Linked DNA regions of Mus musculus: region 2 is linked to region 1. A link is a loop called in an ENCODE intact Hi-C map of the cell type or tissue named here. Cell type or tissue: left cerebral cortex. All regions are shown on one strand. Links, peaks and the distances in the headings refer to the core of each region. The heading gives the core; the rest is flanking DNA.

Region 1 (15,338 bases), core at 8,394-10,893:
TGTTACATTATATAGAAGAAGAATCCTAAATCCAGTGAGAAATTAACATTCTTTTTAAAAGGGAAAAGTTCAGATCTTTAAAAGATTTAAAAACACCTAGCCTTAGAACGGCCGTAAAAACTGGGCCGTTTCGGTGTGATCAAGGAAATGCAGTGGTAGTCCCAGAACTTAAGAGCCACGGCAAGATACCAAATACGATGTTTCCGAGGACTTGAAAAGATACCTAGGGGAGTATGATCGATTAAAAACAACCCTGCTGCTTCATTTCCTTACCCTTCAAGTCTACAAACCACCTGTAATCCCAATGGTTAGTTCTCTAGAACTAATTCCTCCATTTCCCCTACCCCGTCCTCAGGGCTCAAAGCCCGGAGAGTCTGTTGCAATAGACTATTCCAGCTTTGTCACCTGTAATCCTTTTGACTAATGCCCAATACAACACACTTCATGCTGGTTACTATATAAAAGCCCTCCACTGATGCCAGGTTCAAAGAAGCGCAGGCTTTCAGGCTGCCTCCATAGCTCACCTGTGCCAGCCCATCCAAGTTCCCCAGAACAGCTGCCTCCAAACTCAATAGTGCTTAGCAATTCCACTACTTGGACTCAGTGCGATCCTTTCCATGTCCCACTATTTCTCAAGATAGGGTCATCAAATCACCTTCCAGCAGCTTGTCCATGAGCAATGTGCTCTCTCTGAATGCAATATGGTATCATGAACTCTGGATCCCAGAACAGTAGTGGGAAATCTGATGAAGTCTAGAGTTCCCGTTGACTTTTTTAGTTGTAAGATGGTTAAGACACACCTTTGATCCCAGCACTCTGGAGGCAGAGGCTGGTGGATCTCTTGAGTTTTGAGGCCATAATTCCAGAACAGGTAGAGCTACAGGCAGCTAGAGACCCTGTCTCAAAAACAAAAACAAAGCAAAACAAGATTATTTGCATTAGGGAAATGGGTAAAGGGAAAACAAGAACTCTTAATTATCCAAGAATTAAAAAAAAAAAAAATGGGGAGAAAATTTCCCAAGTTTAAATACCTTTTTAATTGGGGGGGGGGGGGGCTTTAATCCGGGCACTTGGGAGGCAGGCGAATTTCTGAGTTCTAGGCCAGCCTGGTCTACAAAGTGAGTTCCAGGACAGCCAGGACTAAACAGAGAAACAATTTTGGGGGGGGGGGGGGACTTTTTATTAAAAAATCTGAAACCCACTAAAGTCCCAGGGCCAACTAAATCTCAGATCCCTGGAATGCATTTCGCAGGCAGAGCCCCAGCTGGTTCTCATGCAGACTCTGTGAAAGCACTCCTCTATTCCTCCTCACCACACACCAGGGACAGCTGAGGACTCCTGGCTTTCCATTAAAATCCCCTAGATCTAACCATTTAAATATTCTGAACCACCAAATATAAGTACGACTTTTCTCTCCTTTTCACAAATGATAAACTGATTCATTTATTTTATGTGACACAAATGATAAATCTGAAATACTAACAGGTTGAGCTGGGATTCGAGCCAACAGTCAGCCTGTCCGTATCTTCAGTCCATACACTCAGCCATTCTCCTCAGCATGGTTTCCATCTTTACAAACTAAACAACTCTGGTGGAGACATTTAAAGGAGGGGGTCTTATTGCCCATGGTCTGGGGGACCTACTTTTCCTCCAACATATCAGGACCCTCTCTCCAGTGTCTGACTCTCCTTTCTCCACTGGGTGAGAGCTCACGTGAGAACAGAGGGAGACTAGAGGTCCTGTGCGTGGGAATCGTGGTTGCTCTTTCTGATGCTTCTCCCCGGCCCCCACACACATACACTCAAGTCCATTGCAATCATATTGACATTGAGTTAGTCGTTATTATACTTCTTCCCTATACATTTAAAACCTTAAGTCCCCATCTTTCTCTCACATTTTCCCACAATGCCTGAGACTCACTGGAGAACACCAAAATGAGGTACTGGTTACCTTAGGGAGTCACTAGAACTTTGCCAAGTCAGGAGCATACAAGTAGAAGGCAGTAAAGAGTCTGACATCCAAGTTATCCAGGGGTGTCATTCTCAATGGATCCAGGTCCTCTCGCAGCTCCTGGTTTAAAGTTATTTAAGCTCAACACGGTATTTGAAGCCTGAAGGATAAGCTGTGCTGGGAGTTGCTGCCACCCCCCACCCCCCAAACTAGACTCACAGACTAAGCGTCATGCACACATACCCATCAAACAAAGCATACCCGGGACACACCCCTGCTCTTCAATGGAGCTCCCTCCACTTCAAGTGAACAAAGCAAGCCCCACACAGACAGGAGAAACCCAGGAAGCACAGAGGGGGGAATGGTCATATGCAGTTGTTTTTGCAATTAGAGTTTGGTCAATTTTACTGATGAAAATTCAGTTGCTTATACTTTCAGGACATCTGAGACCTGTGGTGACCATGCTGGAGTCTGCATCGCAGTTACTCTTGGAAACCAATGCATTTCTCCGTAACAAGAAAGACTCAACGCCTCCATTACATTTTCTTCACCATTGCTTTAATGCATTTTAAAAAGTTATCTACATTAATTGGGAACAAAGAAACAAAAATAGACATTTCTTTGTTTTTCATAAATAACTAATCTCCATATTTGATAAAAATCTTAAAATCATTATTTTACCTTCCCACAAATATAATACAAAAAAATTTCCAAAATAATAAGGTCAACAAGTTAAGGATCTTGAGACTAACATAAGCACATACAGTTGCTGTTGTACTGACTGACTCCCAGGCACAAAACCAAACCAAACGTCTCTCCAAGACGCTCTGGGTCTCCTTTTGCGAGCGTTATGGGTTCAGGATTATAATCATTTGCCAGTCATAAAATCTATAGATTCAAGCTGATTGTCTACAAATAAAATATTGCTGGCTCTGAGTTCTGAGTACTGGATGTGGCATGCCGGTGGTGATTCTTACTGCACGGGATAGGCACTGTACATGTATGCCAACCATGCACAGCACTGAATGCCCTGGACTCCAACTGCTGACTCGGTATGTGCCTCATTTGGCTCAGTAATAAATTCACCTGCACCAACCCGTATCAAAAGTCACTAAATCTCTCTCTCTCATATATATATATATATAATATATATTACGTATATACACACCCACAAAACATACATACTATACATAGTTTGTAACAACATGAATTAATATTCTTTTAAAATTATGTACCACAGACAGACACTATCCTGGATGAAATCAATCCTGCGATTGTCACCACACTACCAGAAGGCTCTGAGAGTCTGAAGCAGGTTAGCTACATCTTCCCTACCCTTCTTTACTGTCTTGTTAGGTTTCCCTTCTGAGCGCACTCCCCAAGCCAGGCTGTTTCTTTCCCAGGATCACTTGATTGGACTTTGGCGACAAGAAAGGGCAGAGAGAGGCAGCAGACAATTCTTAGCCGCTGTACCTCACACCTGCCTGGATTTGTGATGTGCTCAGTCCTGTTTGCCAGTGTTAGAACGCACTTATTCAAAGCTTTGTCCCTCCTACCCCCCTGGGTCTTTCTGTAGATAGAGCACAAAAGTGAAAGCAGCTTCCTTAGCAGGGGCAGCAGTTCATTAAAATATACAACCGTGCTTCCTAGCTCTGGGGTTCCCAGCCACACTCGCCGGTGCAGGTCACTGATGCTGTTATTAAGGTTCAGTGTATGATCCATGATGTTTTCTCCTGGCAGCCGGTGTCAAGATTAGTGCTGCCCTGGCCCAGGAGGGAACAGCCTAATGAATACCAACTTAGAACCAGTGCCATCCGCACATTATTTAAGCTTGTACATGCGCACAAGTGCACACAAGGCAAGCGTGCGCGCGCGCGCACACACACTGGCCCTGGCCACTGGTAATGATCACAGGAAACTGTGACAAAAAGGATTGCAAGAAGAAACCAATAAGGCACCAAGAAAAAGGATTTTCTTCCAACTCAGACAACTTCAAAATGTGAGGAGGGAAATTATATAAATTTAAAAAACAAAAAGCCTTCCTAATATCTGGCCATCGGAGTCATTGAGGTCCTGCTTCTTTCTTTAAACTACCTAAATCCTCACTCTCTAATCTGTGAAGCATCCCAGGGGTTGAGAGGTGAGTGAGGTGGCCAAAGGCACGCGCCCTGGATCTGAGACCAACCCTAGTCCTCTCAGCTACACAAGGCTGGCGGTGCACAAGTTGCTGAACTCCCCCAAGGCTTTTCATTTCGCTTCTTGTTATCAGTACAGATATGCAAAGTGGAGGAAAACGTGCGGTGGGAAGAGGGTGGGAAGAGGGGGTAGTCATCCGAAGGCAGCTTCCCTCTTCCCTCCCCTAGGGCTGGCTAGAAACTCCTGTTGGCTTCAGGGAAGCAGGTGCGCTTTGTCTCTCTAAGGGTAAGGGAGAGGGGAGCAGAGGACAGAAAACTCCAGGCCTCTGAAGCTCCATCCAAAGGCATTCCCGGCCTCCAGCTCTAGCATTGCGCCCACTTCAACTGCTGTATTGTTCAAAGGGTATTATTAATCATTCTTTTTTTTTACAGCTTTGGCATGTTGCTTAGATGGAAAAAAATAATCATTCTAAAAAAGATGAATTAAATCACTTTCATCCGCTCCACCCCACAACTTTTAGATACACTGTATGTCCAATTCTCGATTTTCTTTGTGAGAGAGGAACAACCCTAACTATGCACAGCAGACTGAGGGGGGGTGGGTGGGGAGGGAGCAGCAGATTCTGGGAAGACCATGCTAAACAAGGCAAGAGGGCAAGGTGATAAGAAAAGAACCTCATTTGAAAAACAGAAGTGGTGCATAGCCAGTGAGTGTGTTGAGGTTCCCGGAAGGAAAAGGGCATCGGAATAAGACCTTCACAGAGTCCTGCATCTAGGTGTACAAGGTCTTGTGGAAGCCACTGAAATTCTAATTCTGACTCCAGTGAGCGAGGGCAGAGTATTTTACAAATGTGAACACCCTCTGACTGCTTACATTCCCAGTGGGAACTACGCTTTTTTCCACTCAGTCCCTGGGGCATAAAGCTGGCTCAGGCTTAACTCTCCCTACCCCCAACCCACCCCCCAGCTGCTGCAAAAGAAAATCGGGATGCCTAGACTCCAGCTGTTTCTCTAGGAAAGCTTGGTGACATTTCAGTGGCTTGGCCATTTTAGATCCCTAAATTCAGTCCCCGCTCTGCCTTGGTCACTGGTACGCCCTGCCATTTCCTTCCCAGTAATGGCCCCACACTCTTAGTGAATGAATAGTTAAATAGATTAGGAAAGCAAACAGACTCTTCTAATAGCAGGGAAACTGGGTAAGGGGGTGTCCATCACTATACAGGCTCTCTCAAAAGGGGGGGGAAAGAAACCTGGTCTCTCCAGCAGTGGCTTTACACTTACAGTAGCCCCCATATTACAAAGCTTAAGTTAGGAGTCTTGTTGGTTTTCAGGCTACTAGGGCATGGTGTAGCTGCTTTGGGGAATATATCTATCTGGCTTTAAACCTTGAGTTCAGGGCCATTTGTTTTCCCCCTGAGCCAAGGTTTGTTCCCAGGTAACTAACCTCCCTCCCCCAGTCTGAGCACTTCATTGGTGGGTGGGTGTGGTTTCTAATCACCACTCTCCACCAGGAGGAATAAGAAAAGCAAGGAGGACTGTTTAACATGATAAAGGAGGTGGGCCGGAGCCGCAGATTCGAAGCAATGGGAATTTACTTTAATTACTGGAAGCATATCCGTTTTTTGTCCTTTAATCTAAAAGAGAGCCCCCTTTAGCAAAGAGTCCTAACTACTTCCAGAAAAAGGGAGTGAATTTATTTTTACTGAAATTTGTAGCCTAATTTTTTATTCTCAAAAGCTCGGGGGTGGGGGGTGGGGGTGGGGCTCTCTGGAGCATCTTAAGAGCCACCCTCTCCAGCAGAAGGCTCACCACCTCACTAGTTCAGAATTCACATTCAGCCAATCCCCATCCCTCAGGCTCCAAGGCAAATGTTTAGGTCCGCTCTATAATGCCTCCTCTAACTTATTCAAGACACGACAAGGGCGGCTGGCTCTATCGGGGATGAGAAAGATGGCAGCTCGGCTGCCAAGAGCCCAACGCTTGCTGAGCAAGGTTAAGGAGGCTCACAAAACTCTAACCTTATCATGTGAGGGATGGTCCTAACCACATCATGGTCTACTTTCACAGAGGACTTGAGGGGGCTAGACACAGAAAGAGCAGATGGCCTCTGGCCTCTAAGTGTCCTGGACATTTTAAGCACTGTAAGAAGAAACTACCTTAAAACACACACACACACACACACACACACACACACTCCACACCTTCCCACTCACAGCAGCCTTTCACTGTTCACATTTATAAAAAAAAAAAAAAAAGACACGTATAGGAAATATATTTTCCTAATTTAGACCACACAGTCCAAAAAAACCTGAACCAACAGTAACCTCATTACAATGCCAATTTGAGGATTATGTAGCCCCCAAAGCAAAGGTAAATTTTGTTGCCAAAATGCAACAAAGTTAAAACTTAAAATACATATAAATTAAAAACAAGGTACTTCTAAAGAAAGCAGTAAGAAATGCAAACTAGAATACACTTAACCCACTGCCCTGCGAGCCGAGCCCCCTGTAGAAGACTGGGGACAGGTAATCTCTTGAAACCGCCCCCTTTTCCTCTCCAAGCCACTCTGGGAGGGGGCATCAGCACCAAGAAGGTAAACGGAAGTGACCTTCACAAAGCTACCAAGCGAAACAACTGCCCCCTTCAACTTCCAGCACTGTCCCTGGGCCTCGGCCTCCAGGCCTTCCTATACGTGCGACAGGGACACTTGCTTGTGGTATGCGGCGGTGGGGCCAGGCGGCCCGGTCCTGCCGGTGAGCGCGGCGCTGGCCTCCGCATAGTCTCCTGCGGCCATAGCGCCACCGCTCTTGTGGCCCCGCCGAGAGCTGCAGCAGCAGCGGCTGGTGAACCGCCGCCAAGACTCCAGAGTCTTGCCGGACCAGATCCAGACTCCCGACGTGATGCCCACCACCAGGCACATGAAGTACTTGAGCATGAGCACCCAGTACTCGGGTTTGGCGCGTGGCTGGCCAGCGTCCGGTCCCGGACACGCGCAGGTGAGGGCTGCCTCCCAGCTCTCCCGGTAGTGCTGCTCATACAGGTAGCAGGCCACCACGATGCTGGCTGGCACCGTGTAGAGCAGGGTGAAGATGCCGATGCGGATCATGAGCTTCTCTAGCTTGTCCGTCTTAGTGCCACCCTGCTTGATGACGCTCCGGATGCGGAAGAGTGACACGAAGCCTGCCAGAAGGAAGAGCGTGCCCACCAACAGGTACAGCACCAGTGGGCCCAAGACAAAGCCTCGTAGTGAGTTCAGGTTTTGGTTGCCCACATAGCAGATGCCAGCCACTGGGTCCCCGTCCACCGAGCTCAGTGCCAGCGCCGTAATGGACTTGACACTGGGGATGAGCCAGGCAGCAAGGTGGAAGTACTGTGCATAACCTGCGATGGCTTCATTGCCCCACTTCATGCCAGCCGCCAAGAACCAGGTGAGCGACAGGATGACCCACCAGATGGAGCTGGCCATGCCAAAGAAATAGACTAAGAGGAAGACAACCGTGCACAGCGCAGGGCCGGTAGTCTCATAGTGAATGTGGCTGTGCTCACGGCTGCAAGCGACGCTGGCATGGCCCACTACCAGGCGCACCAAGAATCCCAGTGACACACACAGGTAGCACGCAGACAAGAAGATGATGGGGCGCTCAGGGTAGCGGAATCGTTCCATGTCAATGAGGAAGGTGGCAACGGTGGTGGACGTGGAGATGAAGCACAGCACAGACCACAGGCCAATCCAGAAGGTGGCGAATGTGCGCTCGTCCGGGCTGAAGGACGGCTGGTAGCAGGGCACCGCGCAGTTGGGCACTTGGCCGGTGCGCACCTTGTTGTAGAGTGGGTGTGACTCCTTCAGGATGGGCACGAAGGGCTCGCGGCACGTGCACACGGATGGGCCTCCCGAGGGGCACTCGCCCCCGGAAGATGGCGCCCCTGGTGGTCCTGGGAGTGTAGGTTTGGCCGGGAAGGACTTAGGGGACGCGGTGGTGGCTTCGCTTCGGTTATAATCCATACACAGAACCTCGGCGTCGCCGCCCAGCACAGGGAGGCGGTCGCAGCTCATGCGCTCGGGCCAGGCGAAGCCGTACTGGCGCATGAGCGGCGAGCAGCCGGCCTTGGCGCGCTCGCACACGGAACGGCACGGTGGTAGCGGCTTGTGGTAGTCAGGCAAACAGATGGGCGTGTACATAGAGCACAGGAAGAAGCGCAGGTCCGGTGAGCAGTGGATCTCCACAAGCGGCCAGAATTGGTGCACCTCCAGGCCTGCTTCGTCCTGCGTGTCATGGTTGAACTGGTTGGGCATGTGCGTCAGGTTGTAGCCGATGCCTCGGCACATGGGCACCGTGATTTCCTGGCACACCGGGGCCTTGGAGGCGGCCGCTGCCCGGCCCACCAGCTGCGCCAGCAACAGCAGCAGAAGAGAGGGAGGCGCAGACGGGTCGGGTCGAGCCATCGTCTCCTTCTTCCCTTTGCCTCCCGCTGCCTGAGAGGGTCTGCGTTGGCCGACGAATCTGCGGCCGGGGCTTCCCTCTCCGGAGTCTTGAGTGTGACGCCCGGGCTGGCAACCTGTTGGTTTCTTTTTCTCTTAAAGAAATCCGTCCAAAGATAAACTGTTTCTGGAAGGCGCTGCCTCCGCCGGCAGCACTCAGTTCCACACCAGATAGGGCTGGAGGGATGATTAGGGCTCCGACTCCAAGGACAGAACTCTTAAAAGAGAAGGTAGGGGAAAAGAAAAATCGCAACCACTCCTCTTAGAGGAGCGCCAACCACTTGGTCTCCGCAAACCAGCTCCAATCTCAAGATTAACTCCTTTCCTCCCCTCCTCCTAGAACCAAACTTCAGACGCCCCCACCCCCTCCACCCCACTGCCCGCGCCCGCCTCTCTTTTCTGGCCCGGCCCTGCAGGCTGTGCCTGGGGCCAGAGAGCTCAGTCCCCGAGATGGGGGCAGAGGAACCGGGTGAACTGGGAAGACGCGGGCTCTCACCTCGGAGGATCCTGCTGGGCGGCAGATGTCTGCGACCAGCCGGGCTCCTCAGTCGCGCGACTCCGAATCGGGCCAGAGCTGGGAAAGTTTAACGACAAGCTAGGTACCTGTGGCGGCGACACATGGCAGCAGGTGGAGGGCGTTTCAGAGAGCAGGGCGCCCCTCGACCATGGGCGGCGCGGGCCGGTCACTCGCCTTCTCTTCCTTCGGGGCCCCCTGCATGATTCGGGCAGAGCAAGGCAGGGGCAGGCCGTGCCTTCCACCGGCGTCCCGGGGCCGGGACGAAGGGCAAGGGCGCCGGGCAGCACTTGAACTGCGCGGAGGGGTGCGGCAGCCGGAGGGGACCCCGCCACCTCACAGCACAGCGAGCAGCCAGCGCTGGTCGGGCGGGGACTGCATAGTCCGCACCCGCCGCCGCGTCCCGCCAGCCGCTCGCCGCCTCCCCTGCAGGGGGCTCCGCGCTCCAGCAGACTCCGGGGGGCGGTGGCGGCGCTCTCGGGACGCGCCCCGCTCGGCTCCTCCCCCGCGCTCTCGCACTCTTTCGCCCACCTCCAGGGAGCTCCGAGCTGTGCGCGACGGCAGAGGACAAGTCGCGGCCGCAGGCTGACTGCCCTCTCCCGCCCCGCCCGGGTCACCTGCCTCTAATGCCCGCCGGGAGGCCCCGCCCCGGGACCGCCCCTCCCGCCCCCTCCCGCCCTGCCCCGAGCTGGGCCGTCCCACGAATCGCTCTCCGGGTCCCCGCCCACCGCCCCGCTGTCCTGGCCTCTCCGCGAGCGCCCCGCGGCCCCGCCCGGAGCGGGCAGCGGAAGAGCGTCGGCCAATAGTGGACCGGGAAGTTACGAGGGCGGGGTCAATGCTAATGAGTCCTCCCAGAGAACCCGGGCGGGAAACCTGGCCCCAAGTCCTTCTGGAGTTCTCTGCGGTGGTTCACCAGGATGGTGCTCACTTTCCTGAGGGCTCTGTTCTCTGAACGCCGGCTTCCAGGGCCTCCACCAGGCCACCTCTCTCCAGCTGAGTGTCCTTATCGAGGTCTGGCGCTTGTTTAAAGGGATGAGAGGTCAATTCGGTTGTGCCACCTGTCCTCTTTCTAAGCTGCCTTGTGCTAGGTGACAGACGTGCTAGTACTTAATGAGCAACCTCGTGTTAGTTAATCGTTTACACCTTGATACGCGATCTGGATACCGTAGGATTCTGAGGCCAGAACACCTCAGAACTTGACCTACACAGCTGAGCTAACAAGACAGCAGAGACGTTGACAAACTTGTGCCCCTCCCTGTGCGAGCTCCTGGCACACAATAGGCGCTCTGACCTGGAATCCCAAACCAGAAGCTGGGCAGCAGAGTTCACAATCTTTACCACTCACCCCTCCCTTAGAAATATCGATATTTCCCAGGCTTTGCCCTTTTATATATAACAAAATCTTGTCCTTGTGACAAGAGAATGAATTTCTTTCCAGTTTTGGAAGTCTCTAGAGACGTTAGTCCTTAGCAGTTGCGGTTTATAATCCCTGGCAGATCCGAATTTGCCCACAGAGAAAAACTCTTGAACTGGAGCAGTGTACAGCTCAGGGTGCTTGGTCCCCCAGGGTTGGCTGCTGTGCACTCTGGCGAGGTTGAGACCGGATAACCGGGGCGTACTGGGGCAGTGGGAACCGTGAAAAGACCTGCTGCGCACAGTCAACGCAGGGACACGCAGTGGCGCTCTCCTGATGGGTTAGTATACTCCAAGTTTTAAATGTCCCACAAATGCCTCTCTTCTACGAGTTCTAATTAGGCTGGGAGACCGAGGTGTTTAGCATGCTTGAAATTCGTTCACACGCTTATGAAGAGGCTTTAAATTGTAGACTGCTCCTTCACTCCTCCTTCCGCTGGGGGAGGGGAGTGGGAGGGATTTGAAGTAGGGGAGGGCATAGGAGTACTTGAAGGACTCTGAACTGGCCTCACTGACTGAGATCTGTTGGGTTGTTATTGTCTTCTGTGCCGTCTGTACGGGCTGAAAAGCCATCTTCAGTTTATCAGCAAGGCGTTGTGGAGGCTAATGAAACTCCGTGTTTAATCTCAGACATCACAGCTAAATGTTTATAATGTATATTGCTTCATTCCCTAGAATTCTACCTCTTTTATTATTCTATCTCCCTAGAATTTAATCTCTTTAGTTCTTAGTAACTGCTTGGCCCTCGGGGTCTAGAAACATCCCGGGCTAAGAATTATTGGAGGGGTGAAAAACTATAGCACACCAGTCAGATAAGGAAGGACCCGTAGTGGAAAGTATGTCCAGCCTGCCGACATGCCAAGGGAGGCTGCTACACTTTATGTGCTGTGTATGTTGCTGCGATGGACAAGTGTTGGCTAATAATAAAAATTATTTGGAAGTTGGAGAATGTAAACTACTCACACTGGAATTCACCCAGGAACCTTGGGTTGTTCCACTTGGTTCTGCCTAGACCATTACTGTCTTACTGCTCTGTCAACCTTCCTTAACAACAAAAATCTGACTTTTGCTTAGAGATCCCAAGTAGTTACAGTAGTAATGGAAGGGAACGTTGGCTGGGTGTGGTGGCTCAGACCTCTAAATCCAACACTCTATAGGGGGACAGCAGGAAGATTCTGAGTTTGAAGACAACCTGGGCTACACTGACAGTCTGTGTTTCAAAACAAAATCCAAAAAAGGTGACAAAGTAAACGTGTATCTTTTTTTGTGTGTGTGTTGTTTTAGTTTTTGCTTTCCCACATATATTACTTAAAGGTTATTTTAAGATATGCTGATTGGGGCTGGAGCTCAGCAGTTAAAGAGCATTGTGTGCTCTTTCAGAGGACCTGGGTTCAGTTCCCAGTACCCACACAGTGGCTCACAACCATCTGTACAATCCCAGGAGAGCTGGTCCTTCCTCTCTTATACCCTTCATGGCTGCCATGCATAGACCTGGTACACATGCATGCATGCAAGCAAAACATTCATACACCTAAAGATAAATCTAAAAACAGAATAGTTTTTTTAAAGTATGCTGAGTACTTAACATACCTCAGGCAGGCTGCTAAATATTTTGCCTCGTTTAATGCTTGGAATAATCATATACAGAAACTGTCACCAGAACAACTCATTGGGTTTATTGGGTGTAACTAGTCCACAAAAAGGGTAGCAGTCGATATTTCTTATACTTCATTATTATTACAGTTAATAACAATGCGGTACAATTGTAAATTACTAAGAGTAGACTTTAAGTGTTCTTATCACAACACACACAAAGATAAGTATGTGGGCTAGAAATGCAACTCATTTAGTTACCTATCGAACACAAAGACCCAGGTTCAATTCCCAATACCACCTAAAACTAGGCATTGTCCTCATGCCTATAATCCCAGGATTTAAGAGGTGGGGCCTGGAAGGTCAGAAGTTCAAAGTCATCCATCATCGACTGCGATCAAGTTGGAGGCCAGCCTGGGTTACAGGAAACTTAAAAAACAAAAACAGAAACAGAAAACAAAAGAAAAAAGACCCATGTGTTACATATGCTAAAATAGTTTGAATTAACCATCCCAGCAGACATAGCTATATCTAAGCAGCAGGATGTAGTCATAAACATATACAATTTGTACTTAATCAATTTAAAGAGTTCTTTCCGGCCTAGAGAGACGGCTCAATCAAAAAGTCCGTTCTCTCAAGCATAAGAACTCCCAACACCCACTAAAAGCTGCAAATGGTGAATGCCAATAATCCCAGCACTGACGATTCCTCGGGCTTGTTGGCCTGCCAGTCCAGTGGTATCAGTGAGCTCCCGTTTCAGTAAGAGACCCTGTCTCACAAAGCAACAGAGGAAGACACTCACCACAGGCTTCCAACCTCCAAGTGAGCTTGCGCACATAAGAATAAACCCACCCACATGAACATGTGCACACAGTAAATACATAGTTTAATTTAAACTTAATTTTTATTGTTTTTGTTTGTTTGTTTGTTTGTTTGTTTTTTGGTTTTTTGAGACAGGGTTTCTCTGTATAGCCCTGGCTGTCCTGAAACTCATTTTATAGACCAGGTTGGCCTCGAACTCAGAAATCTGCCTGCCTCTGCCTCCCGAGTGCTGGGATTAAAGGCTTGTGCCACCACGCCCAGCTTTAAACTTAATTATTAAAATTCCCTTTAAAGTGCAAAATTTTTCTTCTGAGGTTCAATTTATTATACAAACAATTAGAATACTTTTTTTAAAAGTACCAATTGTGTGTGTGCAGCACTGGAGATTGAACCTAGGGTCTTGCACATCCTACGCAAGTTCTCAGTCACTGAGATAGACACTCTATCAGCCCATACAAATATTTCAAATTCAATTTTATTTGTTATTAGTACTGTAGGTATGTATCCTGGTTCGAGTATGCCATGGTGCTGTGTGCCAGTCAGAGCTCTCTTTCTACCCGGGTTCCAGGGTTAAACTCGGGCTAATGGTTTTGCATGCCAAGCTCTTTTGCCTGCTGAGCCATCTCATCAGTCCGAAGATAACATTTTTTATTGGGTTTTTTTGTTTGTTTGTTTGGTTGGTTGGTTGGTTGGGTTTTTGGGGGGTGCTTTTGTTTTTGTTGTGGTGGTTTTTTTGTTTGTTTGTTTGTTTTTTGTTTTTTGTTTTTTTGTTTTGTTTTTTGCCAGAGTTTCACTCTGTAGCCCTGGCTAGCCTGGAACTTTGCTTTGTAGATCAGGCTAGCTTCAAAATCATCTGCCTGAGTGCTGGGATTAACCGGGTACACTACCATGCTCAGCTCCAAAGACAAAACGCTTAAGCACTTAAAACTCTACCAACTGTCATCTATTGCTTTGCTCAGATGTCCCCCCATAAAGCCACTTAACTAAATATCACACTTCTGATAGCTGCTATATTAAAAATATTTTTGCAGACTCAAATTCATAGGAAGCAACTTAGATTACTGTTCAAGATATATTTATTCATTGTTGAAAATTTGGAGAATAATGCTATTTATCTTGTTTTTTTTAAATGTCTGGCATCCTATAGAGTCTAAGTGCTTAAAATATGTTATTTTTCTATTTTATCATGGGGGAATAGTTACAATTCTGTAATCATAGTATCTATGGTTTTTTTTTTTTACAATGCATTATTATTCCCAATGCTATAGGAATAGGTGAACAGGTTGCCTTTATGTACTTTTTATTTACTTTTTAGGCTATGTATTTATTTATTTTTAAGCAGGGTTTTACTATGAAATTTAACTTTGAACTCTGGAGAATCTTCCTGTCTCTATCTCTTGACTGTTGAGGTTACAGACCCAGGCCACCATACCAGGTTCTCTGTACACTATTGAAAATAATGATAACTAAGGTGGGAATGGTGTGCCAAATATACACACTTTGAACAGTCTATTTCATAGCCTTGCAGACTAATGAATGAGTGCCTGCTGAGGGGAACTTACCACATGAGCTTGACCCTACTTCTCAATACAGTATGAGTCCAAAAGTTGGTTTTGCCCTAAGTCACCTCTCGCACTCAGGCAACTTGTTGCCAACACCGGGCCCTTCTTTATGTCTGTAGGAGAGAGTTTGAAGTACTTATCCTAATAGAGTTGGCATCAGAAGTTCATTAAATCTGTAGGGTAAAGGGGTGGGAACCGTGTTTAGTACCCGGAAGAGTCTACGCAGACTTGGGTGACTGACTGTTAACTAGCTTTTTCTAAGGTCCATCCCACCGTCCTATTCCCCCCCCCCCTTTTCTGGGGGTGTTTGTACTCTATTCCTGAGCACAATCCAGCTGTAACCAGTTATCTTTGGCACTTAGAACTAAATTGAATGCCAAAGCAGGGCTCGTCACTTGCCCTGGCCAAAGGGCATACAGCTGGCAACCTCGGTCACCTGTGCGCACAGGTGCGGGCACCAGCAAGCCGTCCACAGCCAGACTGACTCTCACGGGTATTTCCAGACAAGCTTCTCCCGTGTCCACAGCATCTCTGCTCTGGCCTGTCCCCACCTTATCAGCTGCTTTCCGATGAGAGACAGAGACACCAACTAGGGGCAAACTCCGGAGCCATTTTCCTGGGTTGATAGTGAAACTGTCGTTTGCATACACACACACACACACACATCAGTAAATGCACTCACCCCTCCCACACCACACCACAGTGAAGGTTATAAAAAGGTAAAGGCAGCTTTCCTTCCGGCCCTCCGCCCAAGGTTGTGGAGTACTAATCTTTCCCACATTGATCAACAGCTCCGAGCTGCGTGTTACAATCACCCAGGGACCTTTAAGAAACCCCCTCAACCTTGGGCCGGGTGGAATGGGATTTCT
Region 2 (15,338 bases), core at 5,856-8,355, 270 kb after region 1:
CCTTTGTGGAGGTACACTAGCGAATCTGACAAATTTGGTAGAAGGCAATTGGCACCAAATTGCCTATGATGGATGCATAAGAGGGCAAGAAGAAACGCTCATTCAGCGGATACAATGTGTGCCTAAGGACTGCCAAGGCTCAAACGGAAGGAATCTGTTGCATTGAGTAGCCCATGTAGCTAGAAAGAGGAATCAACTCTTAAGTGGAGTCCCTGATTTTTGTGCTTCTCCCCACGTTCATCTTCTGTCTGGGCTGTGGTTTTGTTACTTGCTAATGTGACGTTACTGCTTTACTTAAACTGGAGGCCGTAGTTCTTTGCTGTATTCAGAACAGAAGCGTGTGTACGCATCTGCTTCAAGTGATGGCTCTAGCTTTTTTGTTTAGCTTCATTTTCTCCTAACCCTTACCTTATAGCCTATGTTCCTGTGGTGGTTTGAATAGGTTTGTCTCCCCACAGACTCATGTTTGAATGTTGGGACTGTATAAAGTGGCACTGTTAGGAGGTATGGCTTTGCTGGAGTAGGTGTGGTCTTGGAGGAAGTGTGTCACTGTGGGTGGGCTGTGGGCTTGCTTTGAGGTCTCCTATGCTCAAGCTACACCCAGTGAGGAACACAGCCCCCTTCTGCTGCTTGTGGATCAAGATGTAGAATTCTTAGCTCTTTCTCCAGCACCCTGTTTACCTGGATGTTGGCATGCTTCCCACCATGACAATAATGGACTAAACCTCTGAAACTGTATGCTAGCTAAATTGTTTTTCTTTATAAGCATTGCCTTGGCCATGGTGTCTCTTCACAGCAATAAAACCCTAACTAAGACAGCTCCACTGATAATGTGGCTCCTGATGACCCCTGAGCATAACAGCATGATGCACTTTTGCTCCTTTGTTAGGATCTCATAACCTCCTTTATGTACACACCCACCCACCCACACATCCATCCATCCATCCATCCACCCATCCATCCATCCATCCATCCATCCATCCACTCTATTCATCCACCCATTAAAGCACCATTGAGCACCTTCTCTGGATTCAGCTCTGCTCCAAGTCCATGAATATACCATAAACCAAAACTATACATAACTCCTAACAGAAATTCCAATAGCACGGTCTAGTCCAAGTCTGCAGACCTGATGACCTGGGAGACTGCTGGCGTGAGTCCTGGAGTCTGAAGGCCAGAGAACCTGGAGTTTTTTGTTTTTGTTTTTTTGTTTTTTATGTCTCAGGATAGGAGATGAGTCTCCATATCGATAGGGTGTGTACTTGAGAGGGAGAAGGAGAGGGCGAACTTTCATCTATCCTACAACAGTCTCTCCAGGCATCCTGTGGCTTTGACAGTGCCTGTCCACACTGGGAAGAGCAATCTTCTGACTCTGTCCACTAACTCAGATGCCAGTCTCTTTGGGTAGTACTGAGAGATCCACTGAGAAATTGGGAAAACTTCAATTTCCCAGGAAGCCAACTGGGCTCCTCAGAGAAAGTCACTGACAATGGGTCTTTAATCAGTGATTACCCTGAAGGAGGGAGGATAGCTCCGGAGCTGAGCCAGCTCCAGGGACACTCGGCTGGAGGAGATAAGGAGGCTAGAGCCGAGCTGGTCTCTGAAATCATTCAAGGTCTCACCAAATATAATGCAACTGACATAGTAAGCAATCAAAATTGTACTAATGTCACTGCTTTGCTCCTACCAATCACGTTAGAGGTTACCTAGCCCTTCTAGAAAATTCTCATAGGTTTGCATAAAAGGGGACCAGAGAACCCTTCAGGTCATTGCCATTTTGATGAACAGTTGACCTCTGCATGCTGGCAATTTCTGCAAAATAAATGATCTTTTGCATACTATTTGAGTCTGGGGTCTTCTTTCAGCAACTCTTGGACCCTAACAGTACCCTTACAGACATACCCAGAAATGATGCTTTGTCGGCTATCTGGTACTTCAAATAATGATGATAGCCTCTTCTTGAACGGGGTCTGTTTCTGCAAGTGATGCTAACATGGGAGAGCATAAGTGGGAAGGTAGTGGCCTTCAGAAAACAGCTCCAGGTTATCTTATTGAGCCTGGTGTAGGCTTCAATTTTTCCAAAGACCTACTTTTTTTTTTAAGTTTTATTTATGTATGTATGTATGTATGTATGTATGTATGTATGTATGTATTTCAGACACACCAGAAGAGGGCATCAGATCCCATTACAGATGATTGTGAGCCACCATATGGTAGTTGGGATTTGAACTCAGGAAAAATGGAAGAGCAATCAGTGCTCTTAACCGCTGAGCCATCTCTCCAGCCCCTAAAAACCTACTTTTAATATGGGTTCTTAAATGCTTTAACTTCCCTTTTAGCCCATTGCCCACTAGAGGTAGTGGAAAAGAAAGATTATTAGGATACAGGGGAAATAGATCTGTTTAGATATTGTTCTTTGGAGCAAATCCAATCTGTGTTGTCAGGAAATCGGCAGTTCAGTTCCCAGAAGACAGCAGCAGTAGCAAACATTTCATGAATACACCAGCAGTCCAGGTCAGTAGTGTCAGGAGAGCAAACACAAATCAGCAGCGGTGGCATGACCTAGCAGGAACAGCCAGACCTCCGCCAAATCGGCCGAGTCAGCAGGAGCAATTACAACAGGAGACTTCGCTGTGCCTCTCTCAATGAAGTGAAGATCAGCTAAGACATGAAACCATTGATGTGTTGCAAAGCTAGCTATGCAAGCCAGCTTCCACCAGTGTCCATTGAGTCCTGTTTATACTCCCTTCAAACATCACGTGTCCTCCACAGGTCTTGCCTTGTTACGTGTATTGCCTTAGCATGTGGGTCTGTCTTAGCAAAATTCCATGTGAGTCTGTTTCAGCTGGTATCATTCTGCCAATCAGCCTGAGTCTGAGGAATTGGCAAGAAGCCGTTAGAACACCCCAGAGGTTTTTTGGTGCATTTCTCTCTATGGAGTCACAACAAACGGAGCTCAGCAGTTCATTGTAAGGTGAAACAATACATGATGTGCTGTTAGCAAAGAATCCTTCATCACTCATCCTTTCACGTGCTTGCTTTAGCAAGATATCCTTTCACCTGTATGCACTTCAGGAAAACACTCCTTCATGTGTTTGCCCCAGCAAAACACCATCTGACACAACTGACTCGCCAAAAAAACCCTAAGTTTCCACTTCACAGGACCTCTGGAAGAGCAGTCAGTGCACTTACCTGCTGAGCCATCTCTCCAGCCCTAGGTTTCTATTTTAAGCACTCACCTTTGTCTTTGGTTTTAATTTTACATTAAGTGATTGAAAATGCCATCAAAATTTCACTCTTGTTCAAAATGTAAACTAGAAAACTTTTGAAGTTGAAAATGTATTTTCAGCCGGGCGTGGTGTTGTGCGCCTTTAATTCCAGCACTCGGAAGGCAGAGGCAGGCAGATTTCTGAGTTCGAGGCCAGCCTGGTCTACAAAGTGAGTTCCAGGACAGCCAGGGCTATACAGAGAAACTCTATCTTGAAAAACAAAAACAAAAACAACAACAACAACAACAACAACAAAAAACAACAAAAAGAAAGAAAGAGAGAGAGAGAGAGAAAGAGAGAGAAATGTATTTTCAAGACTTTAACCGTTAAAAAAAAAATCTGGAGAGCTGGCTCAACAAGTAAAGAAAGATCCCTGCTGTCAAGACTGACGGCCAGAACTGGATCCCTGAGACCCACACGGTAGAGGAAGGGAACTGATTCCTGAAGCTGGTTCTCATGTGTGCTGCGTCCTGTTCAGGTGGGTACACATACGTAAGCACACATGAAAATAGTAAATAAAAATGTAATTTTAAAAACTGGAGCGTTGGGTCAGTGGTTAACAGCATGCATAGCTGGGCACTTGAGCCCAGTTCCCAGCTCCTCAGGTTAGGTTCCTCCCAACAGCCTGTGTCTCCAGTCTTGGCGGGATCTAATCCCTGCCCGTGGACACCTCATGTACACACACCCCTATCCAGACTCATACACACAGACATAATTAAAAATTAAAAAAAATATTATTAAAGATTTATTTATTATATATACAGAGTTCTGTCTGCATGTATGTCTGCAGGCCAAAAGAGGGCACCAGATCTCATTAAAGATGGTTGTGAGCCACTATGCGGTTGCTGGGAATTGAACTGGGGACCTCTGAAAGAGCAGTCAGTGCTCTTAAACTCGGAACCATCTTTCCAGTTCCTAAAAAATATTTTTAAAGCAATAAAAATTTTAAAAGAAAGACTTGAACAGACATGCAAGAAAATAAGAGATTCATTTAAAACAAAACAAAACAAAACAAAACTAGCACACAGTTTTAGGGAAAAGAGCTGCTGAATTTGGTGTCCTGTACATCTGTTATGACAAAAATCTCTGACATAAACCACTCAAGGGAGGGAGGCTCAGTTGAGTCCATGAACTGAGATGTTACAATCTTTTGTGGTGGGAAAAGCCGGTGGAGGAGTAGGCTGCCCACCCAGGGGCAGACAGGAAGCAGAGAGAGAACAGAGATCAACCCAAAACAATAAGAAGCCCATCCCCCACCCCAGAAACTCACCTCCTCCAGGTAGGTCCCCCTTTTATAAAGCCCCAGATAGTCTCCAATAGCATCACCTCCTGGTGGTCAACTCTCCAATAGTGAGCCATCTGGGGACCACTTTATTCCCAGATCATATCAAGCCTTCATTGTCAGTTTGGTTCCCAGGAAGAAAGTTCAATAACTTTGTTCGTATTATGATGGGAACAAAAACTGCAGAATTGAGTTCTTTAAAAAGTGAGAAAGTGGTTATTTGTAGTGCATTGACACTAAAGAAAAGTTCAATTCTGATCTATGAAATGGAGAATACTACACTGACTGGCTAATAATACAATACACAAGAAACTTCAGAAGCTGTAAGAGCCTACAAGGAGTACTTTGTTTCCAAGGTCTGTGCTACACCGTAAACATACATAGTAACTGTGACTAGCCACCCTACACTCCATTTCCTGAGACTGTGAGGCAGGAATTAGAGCCAGCTGCCTCCTTTTTAATGGGACAAGTGCCGCTGCCCTTGGCTTAACTCTCTGCAAATGCTCCCAGGCTCCCTGGTCTAGCTTGGTCCCTTCCTCCTCTTTACCAGTTCTTTGTCCATAAGGAGGCACGGTCCAAGTGTACCAAGATGGCTAGAAGCCTTCCACGGGTCCTCATTATCTGGAAGTTCTTGGCATTCGGTTCTACGTTCCTAGTGTCCCGTCTGCTTGTTGCCTCCACTCGCCCCTTTATGCTGACAGCCACATTGCCCACTGTGGACCACACTCTCCCTTGTGTTGCCATGGTGCCAGCATCAATGTCCTTCTGTTCTATTGTTATATTCTCATGCATATTTTATGAAACATCTCAAAAGTTATCTTATAGCGAAATAGAAAATCTCCCTCCCAGAATTCATACCTAATCAAGGGGAGCCCACATGTTTCCTGCCCTGTGTCTCCACAACGCTTCACAGTAACCGCAGTTAGTTGTGGTCTCACTAAATCCATCATGCATCCAACAGAACTCAAACACCAGGTCAATGCAGATGACAGAAATTTATTGTCATCAAGCCTTTACTAATCGATAAGGGCCGCAGAACAGCTGGACTATCATCTGGAAGGGATACAGCATATTTAAAGAATAAGACCACAGAGCAATGGGGGAATAGGGTGGGTTATAGCATTGCCTGGTTGTATTTTGACATGAGGGGCTGAGCGAGGGAGTTTCCATTAATCAGGATGGAAGTTGGTCCCTGGGACTGGGAATATGAACTTGTTTGACCCTGCCAGCAAGGTGGAGACATTGTCCTTGAGATGTCTGGACGCAGACAACTGTTTCCTTATAACAGAAGCTGTGCAGCCTATTGGGGAGTCCCCAGCTGCCCTAGGGCCTGAGAGCTTAAGTTCAGTTTGTCCGTTAAATGGAGTCTGAAAACAAAATGGTAGTACTGAGGATAAGTCTCTCTTGCTTGTTCTCAACACATTTGATATCAGTTATGGATCAGACTCCCTGGCTAGACTCTGAGGAAAGGCCCCACGTAGCTCTTCTTGACATTTCCAGAGCCCTGATGTGATGCGATACAAACTCACATGGTGTTTTGCTGAGGTAAGACCTGTGGGAGGACATGTGATGTTTGCAGAGAGTATCAACAGGATTCACCAGACAGTAACAGCGGGCTCGCAGTTAGCCTTGTAACACTTTGTTGGTCTCACGTCTTTGCTGACTTTCACTTCTTTGAGAGAAGCATGGCAGGGAACGTCTTCTGGTGTCCCAGCTGGTCCTGGTCACTCCCACTGACATGTGCTGATTTGGTAGAGAGAGGCCTGGCTGTTTCTGCTAGGCGATGCCACTGCCGCTGATTCATGTTTGGCATCCTGATACTACCAAACTGGAATGCTGGTTCCCTGATCACAGAGATTGGAATGGCCCCAAAGAACAACTTCTAAACAGGTCCACACACCCTTATTCTATTTACCATCCTTTCTCTCCTACGTTTGGATGGTGGACTAGAAGCGGGGGTTGAAGCGTTTGAGAACCCTTATTAAAAGTAGGTTTTTGAGAAATCTGAGCGTGCAGAACCCAATAACACAAAAGGCACAAGTAATATCACTACCCAATCAAAGACTGGTTAAAAAGCTCTCATATATAAATGTAACTTATTCTGCGGTCCCGCTGTCACATTAACCTGGGCACTTCCCCAGACATGAGGAATTTGTTCCATTGTTCCTGCCCACAAAACTGGGGCATCTAGCTCTCTGATTGGAGGCATTATTGTTAACTATTTTTATAATATATCTTTACTATGGTTCATTTAAATGTGATGGAAATATGTGTCCTCCCAACCCAGGCCTCAGCTTTCCTTGATCTATATTCATTTCCCAGGTATACCAATTGCCAAAACAGGTGCTGACCCCCCACATGGTGGGCTGTATTAATCAGGATGTTAATCTCTATGCAGCAGAGCTGTGACATTTACAAAACAGTCACTGATTTTTTTCTCACGTAAACTCCAAATTACCAAGACATATCTGGAAAGTTTAGACATCTCCAGACCGTGCCCTGTGAGAAGCGGAGTGAGCATGAATCATAAGGTCACCAAACTTACTTGTTTCCCTCTAGTGGGAAAGCAGCGTTGATGCTTGCCTATAGTGGGAGGTTTCTAGCGCCACCTAGTGGTTTTCTCGTGCTTCCTACAATGGTGCTGTTTCAGGGAACTGTGTTCATGTAATAAACCTTCTAAAACAAACAAAGAAACAAACGAAAAACAACAACAACAACAACAACAACAACAACAACAACAACAACAAAAGTAGCCAGGCGGTGGTGGCGCACACCTTTAATCCCAGCACTTGGGAGGCAGAGGCAGGCGGATTTCTGAGTTCGAGGCCAGCCTGGTCTACAAAGTGATTTCCAGGACAGCCAGGGCTATTCAGAGAAACCCTGTCTCCGAGACAAAAAACAAGACAAAACCAAAACCAAAACCAACCCTTCTAATGTTCTCAGACATTCTGATTTATGGGAAGGCTTTGGGTTCTTTAACCTCACAAAGGCTTGTTTGCTGTGGGCATGACAAATAGATCCAAAGGCAACTTAAACTCCCTGGTGTCAGGTATTCATGTCCACTCAGATAAGTCCCCTGAACCGAGAATGGTCACGACCAGTGAAAAAAGATTCCATTATATTTTTGTAAATTTTCTGTTATTCATTAATGTTTTGTATACGTCTGATGTAAATCATATCCTATTAAAGACAAGACTACTAGATTATAAAATGTATTGTATGAAAGTATATATTACTTTATGTACATTTTTATTTCAGTATGCAATTTTCCTTACTACAGCGGTAGAAAGCATGTTCTTCCACTTGTTCAAATCTTAGTATTTGTCTTCAATATCTTATTATTTTCTCTGTAGTCAATGTTAAATTTACTCATAGGTATTTTGAGTTAGTATCAAAATGAAAGTTTTGATAATATTCCAACTGTAGGTGCTTTGCCTCAAAGTCTGTGTGTTTGTGTTGTATCTAAGTTAGCTACAAAGATCTCTGATGCATTCTAAGATTTTTTTTTTTTTTTTTACTCAGATCTCTTGAGTACAAGTAAAATGTAAAAATATACAAAGTCCAATCTTTTGGGTAAAATGACTGAATATCATTCATAAAGTCTACAAATACCATGACTGGAAAAATTTGGCAGGTAGTAGGGATACAAGGGAGCCTGTTTTGAAAAATACCAAGTTCCAGGTGTCCCTTACATAGAAGCAAGGCTGTGGAGTATTATCTGGGAAAGCTGTGCTATGGATACTGACTTAGGGTTTCTCAGTCCATAGATGGTGCTTAAACCCATGAATACATCTGCGGTCATCAGGAGAGATAGTAAATTTAAAAGCTAACCCAAGATTCAAGGGCAGGTGAAAGTAATGCCTCCTCTCACTTAAGGAAGGGATTCTTCAGGTACATGGATGTGATGTGGGATGAGCAGGTTGGGTAGTTATGTGTCTCCTGAGGGTGGTGGCTTCAGAAAGCCTCTGGTACAGTGGTTCTCCACCTTCCTAGCACTGTGACCCTTAGATACAGTTCCTCATGGCGTAGAGATCTTCAACCACAACATTATGTCATTGCTAATTCACTACTGTTGATTTGCTATGAATCTTAATGTAAATATGATAGACAGCATATCTGGTATGTGACCTCAAAGGGCTGAGAACCAATGCTCTGGGACATGACAAAACTTGCCAAAAGAAGGGCATGATTAAAAGTACCTATGTCCACGGCTGGTGAGCTGGCTCAGTGGTCAAGAGCATTGACTGCTCTTCCAGAGGTCCTGAGTTCAAGTCCCAACAACCACATGATGGCTTATAACCATCTGTAATGAGATCCGATGCTCTCTTCTGGTGTGTCTGAAGACAGCTACAGTGTACTCATACACATAAAATAACTTAAAAAAAAAACAAGTACCCATGTCCTTAACAACCCTTGTTGTTGACTACTGCTCACGGCACTGTCTTGTGCTTTGCAAGATGAAATGAAGGTTTAGAGCCTCAAAACTCGCTGATAAACTTTATCCTCCTGAATTTATTCAAAATGATTGTGCGCTTTTGTAAACGAGACTGCAAAAGGCTAATGGCTTTTGAAAGTGTCCTGTTACATCTATTTGCTGTTTTCAAACGGTTTAAGTTTGAAGACTTTGTCTTAAATGCATTATTTACCATTTAAATAGTGCATCACGAATAATGAATTTGAGATTATTTTGTGTTTTACATGTATACTTGTGTCATTTTTGAGATATTTGAAAGAGAGCTGGCAAGGTGGCTCAGCTGGGAAAAGAGCTTGTCACACAAGCCGGACTTCAGTCCCGGGATACATGGTGGAAGGAGAGACCCCCTCCGCTGGGTTGTCCTCTCGCTGCCATTCATGTCCCCACAATCACACTCATCACACACAATAATAATGATAATCAATAAAAATATTTGAAATGATAATGCATATCAAATTCAAGTTTATTTCTAAAATTAAGCAAGTTGGATACAGCGTAAGTATTTAGCAGTTTTTCACCTGTCAGTGAATTTGGTTTTCAGCCTCTTGATTAATTCCTAGCAGTACTGGCACGAATCCCTTTATTTACGTAGACTTTAGGTTCAACCCTCAACTCTGGCTCTTGGGAGGAATGTTCTCTTTTGTCTATATGGTAAACCTATCAACATATGCATGCATCTCAAGCAGAGGACTGTTCAAGTCCCCTTTCAACTCCACACCCCCAACCGCTAATCCTTGCAAGATGGCTGCTCACTCCCTTCCCTGTCAACACTCAAATTCTAGTTTACTTCAGTGACTCAGATGGAAACAGACCATACAAATAAAAGACATGGTGGTTACATGTACCTCATAGACCAAAACTTTATTGTCTTCAAAGTATCACAAAACACCATGGCCACCCCTCTCCATCCAGTTCAGTGTGGGTTGACGGTGATGTCGACGTCGACCAGAGGTGATGCTGATCAACATCCACAGCATCTCCCACATTGCTCCCTCTGAGCGATGTCACAACAAAGGCTTCCGCGTTAATATTCATCCAAAAATGGATAATTGGGGTGAGCAGAAATACTGAAACGGTAGTGCGGGCTCAGATTGTAGAAGGAATGACTCTCCTGATCATTACCACAATAGAATGTTTCTATTTACTGGCTATATAATCTGTCTTATTGCCACAAAATGGCTGCATAGTAAACATTTTGTTAGTCATAACAAAATTTCACTTTTGTTCCCCTGCTTGGAAGGTAACGGAACTTGGGCATTCAAATGTACAAACGTACTCTCTTCCATTAACTGCATCACCAGTTTGCTGAAGCAGTAGCCCATCCCTTCTTACTCCAAGCACTCAGTGCAAACAGAATCTGATTGTGACTGTGTACAACATTTCTACAGATATGTGTGTGCAGACCAGTGGTTCAACATTTCTACAGATATGTGTGTGCAGACCAGTGGTTCTCAGCCTTCCCAAGGCTTCGACCCTCTAATAGAGTTCTTCCCTAACCATAAAATTATTTTGTTGTTACTTCATAACTATAATTTTGCTACTGTTATGAGTCATAATGTAAATATCTGATATGGAGGATATCTGATATGCAACCATGTGAAAGGGTCATTTGACCCCCAAAGGGGGTGTGACACACAAGTTGAGAACTGGTGATGTATTATATATATATGTAAGTATACATGTATATATGTAAGTATACATGTATATATATGTATGTATGTAAGTACAATTTAGTACTGGTAATCCCAAATTTATAATTCATTAAGCTTTAACTCACCGTCCATCTCATAAAACACTATATTTAATTTAGAAAAAAAAAGGACAGAATTATGGGATATACTTTCACGTCAAAGAAACTCATTGCATAGTTTTTAGGACTCCACACTTCAAAAACAACTCAAATATAAAGTGATAAAAATTTTTTTAAAATTTTGGACCCTTCTAAACAGGCTACAGTAAAATCCACGCTACATATCTACCATATAGTTGTCAAATATAGTGGTTTACATGTTGGTATGAAGTCAGCAATATTAGCTGATATGAAGTCTGTGGTATAATAATAAATACAGAAGCCCATGTGTGGTAATCCATGTTAACCCTGGTTGCAGGCACCCTGTTAATGTAACAGGTCTCTGTGAAGGATTTGGGACCAGAGTTTCCAAAAGCTCCCATCTCACACTTACCCCAATACCCGGTATTAAGGAACTCTTTTTTTTTTTTTTTTTTTGAGACAGAGTTTCTCTGTATAGCCCTGGCTGTCCTGGAACTCACTATGTAGACCAGGCTATCCTTGAACTCAGAAATCTGCCTGCCTCTGCTTCCCAAGTGCTGGCAACTTGTGTCACCACTGCCCGGCTTAAGGCAACTCTTAACAATCATATTAAATTCACCATCAGAAAATGAATTGAGTGATGTATTTTCCAAGGTTACTTACATACGAGCAGTAGCATATCGGTAGTTTCTGTTCAGCCTATCTATAACTGCCATGTCCTCTGCTGGCAAGTGGAACTCAAAGACCTGTAACATAAGGAGACAGATCTTAGTATGACCACATATTTGCTGATCTGAAAAGCACAAGCTAATCAGACTGAAAGGTGTGGGACAACAGCTTCCATAAGATAAAAACAAGAAAAAAGATTCAAAATTATTAATGGAATGCTTCCCAGCCTTTGGGCTAAGATCAAATAAAACTATTAATGAATTCTAAATGAATGTTGAATGCAAATGTATTAGTATGTGTACTATATCGAAATCACAATACTCCAGGCAAAAATCAGAACTCAAAAGAGGCTGGAGAAGAAACAAGTCTGTCATATGCAAAGATCATAGGACAAATTTCATGCAAGGTCTAGAGGAATCTAATGACCACTTTTTAAACATATATGAGATAGCAATCATTTTCATGGATACCCTTGGCTGTGTATATCCAACCAATGAGTGATCAGAACGTGAAAATTCCCTTTCTTATGTCATCAGAAATCTCTCAAGTGTCAATGATAATTTGTTTAGAGGATTCAGGAGCTGCCTCAAAAAGAATGTCTCCATTTAAATGTGTAACACTTTAAGGATTAAAATGATTTTCTCATTACTAAGCCATCAAAACGAGTTTTGCCAGCATTGGGTGGCATCTGTCTTCCCATTGCTTGAGGTTTACCTGATCTGTATTTACAATGGTCCCTAGAGAATGAAAACAACAACAGGTGGCAGTTTTAAGCCTAGACAGGAAAAGTTTCCAGTCCTACACTGAGTGTGGAGCACACCTGGTCATCCCAGCTCTCAGGGGGCAGAAGACAGTGAGTCTGAGGTTAGCCTGGATTGCATAGAGAGACTCCAGAGGGAGAAACTGGGGATAAAAGCATCAATTTATTTATTTCATTTTATATTAAACTTGTATATTGAAATTGGCTGACTGGACAACTGTTATAGGCAACAGTATTTTCTTACTTGAAAATAAAGATAATCAATATACAGAGTGGGTCAGCATTTGAATATTCTTTGTGAGCATCAAGGACATACAACATGACTTTTTGATGTGGGTTGAAAATCACATGGTCCAGTTCCTTCATTTCAGGGATTGAATGACAGGTCTTGGCTTGCATAAGGCTTCAGAGCACATGGCTAACTTAAAGCTGAAACCCGGCCAATCTTAATCCTTTACAGACAGGAATCCAGAATGCTGTTGTAGAAAGGAAAATGCTCATGGGTGCACATGAAGCACACATGCCCAGGGAATGCCAGGGACAGACACTCAACTGGGAGCTCACACAGAGGCTTTCGAAAGAGAGACACTGCAGGAGCCCCGATGCCCACAGCCTGCTCTTTACCTTCAGGTTCTCCTTGATCCGCTTCTCATTGAAACTCTTGGTGACAATGACAATCCCACGCTGCAGCAGATACCGGAGGGAAATTAGGGCCGGAGTTTGCTTGTGCTTTTCCGCCATGGCACACAGAGTTGGGTCTTCCAAGAGATATGGGGCATTCTCCTCTATCCTGAAGGGAAAAGGAAGATTGACTGCTTGAGGTCAAGATTTGATGTGATAGGAGGATTATAGAACAAATGGATGTGTTCACTCTAGACCCAGGACTCTTAAATATGACCCATCTGGAATATTTTCAGATGTCGATTTCCCCTCCTTTTTGAGCTTGTTGACTTCATTAAAAACAAAAAAACTCAGAATTGTAAAACTGAAATTATTTTTATACGTGCCTTATGTATGATTTAGTTACAATCTTTTTTTGTTTGGTTTGGTTTGGTTTGGTTTTTTTGAGACAAGGCTTCACTGTGTAGCCCTGGCTGTCCTGGAACTCACTCTGTAAACCAGGTTGGCCTCCAACTCAGAGATTGCCCTGCCTCTGCTTCCCAAGTGCTGGGACTAAAGGTGTGCACCACCAGGGTCCAGCTTTAGTTACAATCTTTATTACCAGTTCTTACACCGTTGGCTGCCAAGAGCACCATAGGCAACCAGAACGATGTCTTTTGACTTGCAGTAGTCCAGGAGCTTGCTCTGGTTCAGATAAGGGTGACACTCTACCTGTAGGTGGACAAGATAGAGAGGTACCAGATTGTAGAAAACTCCACATGACTATGAAAAAGAAGTGTTCACGAGTAGAAGATGCTGAAATGAAAAGTCTGTACGGATGGAAAAATCTCAACTGCAAACAAGAATCCTCTTTTTAAAAGTAAAAACAGAGATGTCGCTGTGCAGGCAGACTGAAGACACCCAGAGGCCCACCCTCCCTCCTTCTCCCCTCCCCTTCCCCCCACCCCACGCCTGCCCACAGTGTGGCTGGCCCACAGTGCTCGCCAATACAAATGTGGAAGTATGCTGTGGAGAGATGGGAGAGAAAGAGAAATGGAATGGTTTAAGCACTATGAAAAAAGGCAGAACTGGAGAAGTGAGGGTGGAGGGATAGCCTGTCCTGCTGCCTGAGGCCAGAGTGAGGTCCTGGCAGTGCTGCAGCTGAGGGCCATGTCTGAGTCCATGGCCATAGAGCATCAGGGTTTCACATTACCACCAAAGGCCATGTGGGTGTCCCTGGTCTGAGATGCTGCCTGGGACCATATTGATGTCCAAGAACTGGGCAGAACTGGTCTCACCCCTCACAGGTTATAGCATTTGGAAGAATTGGCTTAGCAACTTGCTAGCTACAGCACTCCAGAGAGTGGGGCCTGCACCTCACCTGGGCAGTACAGTAGAGCTGGCCCTGCTGGGTAAGGTGTGGGTGGTCTGGTTTGAGATTATGTGAGCAGGAGAGCTGGCCCTGCTCCTTGACTGCTGTGGCATTTGGTGAGCTAGCTGGGGCAGTGCTGAGGGGCTCACCCTGGTGGTGTTTGTACAGGAGAGCTGGTGAGCTGACTAACTCAGCTACCACGCAGGCCCAGACCTAGGACTTTGAGTTGACCCACCACAACATTTACACTATGTACAAGCTGCTGGAGTGTATAAAGGGGCTGGTCCTGCAGGACCTCCGTGACGCAGGACAACAACAGGCTATCTGAGTGGAGTCCAGGTGAGGAGCCAGTATTGATAGCGTAGTAGAAGCCAGAGATATCCAACCAGACCAATGACTCATTGCAATGAAAATTCATAAGTAAAGATGTGTGAACAAAATAGTGTGTGTGTGTGTGTGTGTGTGTGTGTGTGTGTGTGTTTGACACACTGTGACACACCACAGCCTCCACAGTGAGATTTCGTTTTGTATTATTATTATTTTCAATTTTATTTTGGGGCGGTTGAGAGGGCAGCTATGAAGGGAAAGGGAGATGATTGAGATTTGGGTGGGGTGCATGATGTGAAATTCATAAAGAATCAATAAAAAGTTTTTCAAAAAAAGTAAAAACATTGCTGAGGCATGTTGGGGGTTGGCTCTAATGCTTTGTCTTATTTTTGGCTCAGGTCCTCAGGACCTGAGGGTCCCTGCCCCTAGCTGGCTTTGATTGATAATATAGAATTGCCAGACAGCCAATGACTGGGCAGGGGGATGGGGTAGGACTTGTGAGCAAGAGAGGGAGGAGGGGGAGTGGGAGGAGGAGGAGAGGAGAAGGGGGAGGGAGGGAAGGAAGGAGGGAGGGAGGGGGAGAGAGAGAGAGAGAGAGAGAGAGAGAGAGAGAGAGAGAGAGAGAGAGAGAGAGAGAGAGAGGAGAGAGAGAAAGAACATCATGGCAGGGAAACAGAAAGATGAAACTTAAAGGCAGGCCAGAATGTAAGAATCTGGGAAAGTGGCCCTACTGGCCACTTCCCCATTGGGTCTGGGGTAGCTGAGATGAAATACAGATTTTAAAAGATGTTAACTCTTCCGGTAGTACTATGTC

What was found. Hi-C counts contacts between places; a loop is a spot of excess contacts. Peaks named below come from ENCODE experiments on the same cell type or tissue, not always from the same donor. Only the 100,000 strongest peaks of a DNase experiment are listed, where the experiment ranks them.
Region 2: it touches region 1 in a loop (2.6-fold over the local background); 2 of 42 quality-filtered maps call a loop at or near these places.

Annotation. Positions count from the first base shown.
Region 1 is chr1:64,728,072-64,743,409 of GRCm38, forward strand. It overlaps Fzd5 (frizzled class receptor 5), which reads right to left and starts at 9,679. Exons shown (of 2, transcript NM_022721.3): 1 at 9,062-9,679; 2 at 2,487-8,782. The coding sequence starts at 8,529. The coding sequence ends at 6,772. In left cerebral cortex, for the core only: a CTCF peak has its summit at 9,514 (motif pointing right); DNase peaks (open chromatin) are centred at 8,653 and 9,764; H3K4me3 peaks cover 2,500 bases.
Region 2 is chr1:65,003,218-65,018,555 of GRCm38, forward strand. Akr1cl (aldo-keto reductase family 1, member C-like) reads right to left here. Exons shown (of 10, transcript NM_027582.4): 7 at 13,448-13,557; 8 at 12,850-13,015; 9 at 11,460-11,542; 10 at 9,861-10,092. The coding sequence ends at 10,050. Among named protein-coding and RNA genes, the nearest start is that of Gm24788, 9.4 kb to the left of the region's middle. In left cerebral cortex, for the core only: a CTCF peak has its summit at 7,140 (motif pointing left); a DNase peak (open chromatin) is centred at 7,144.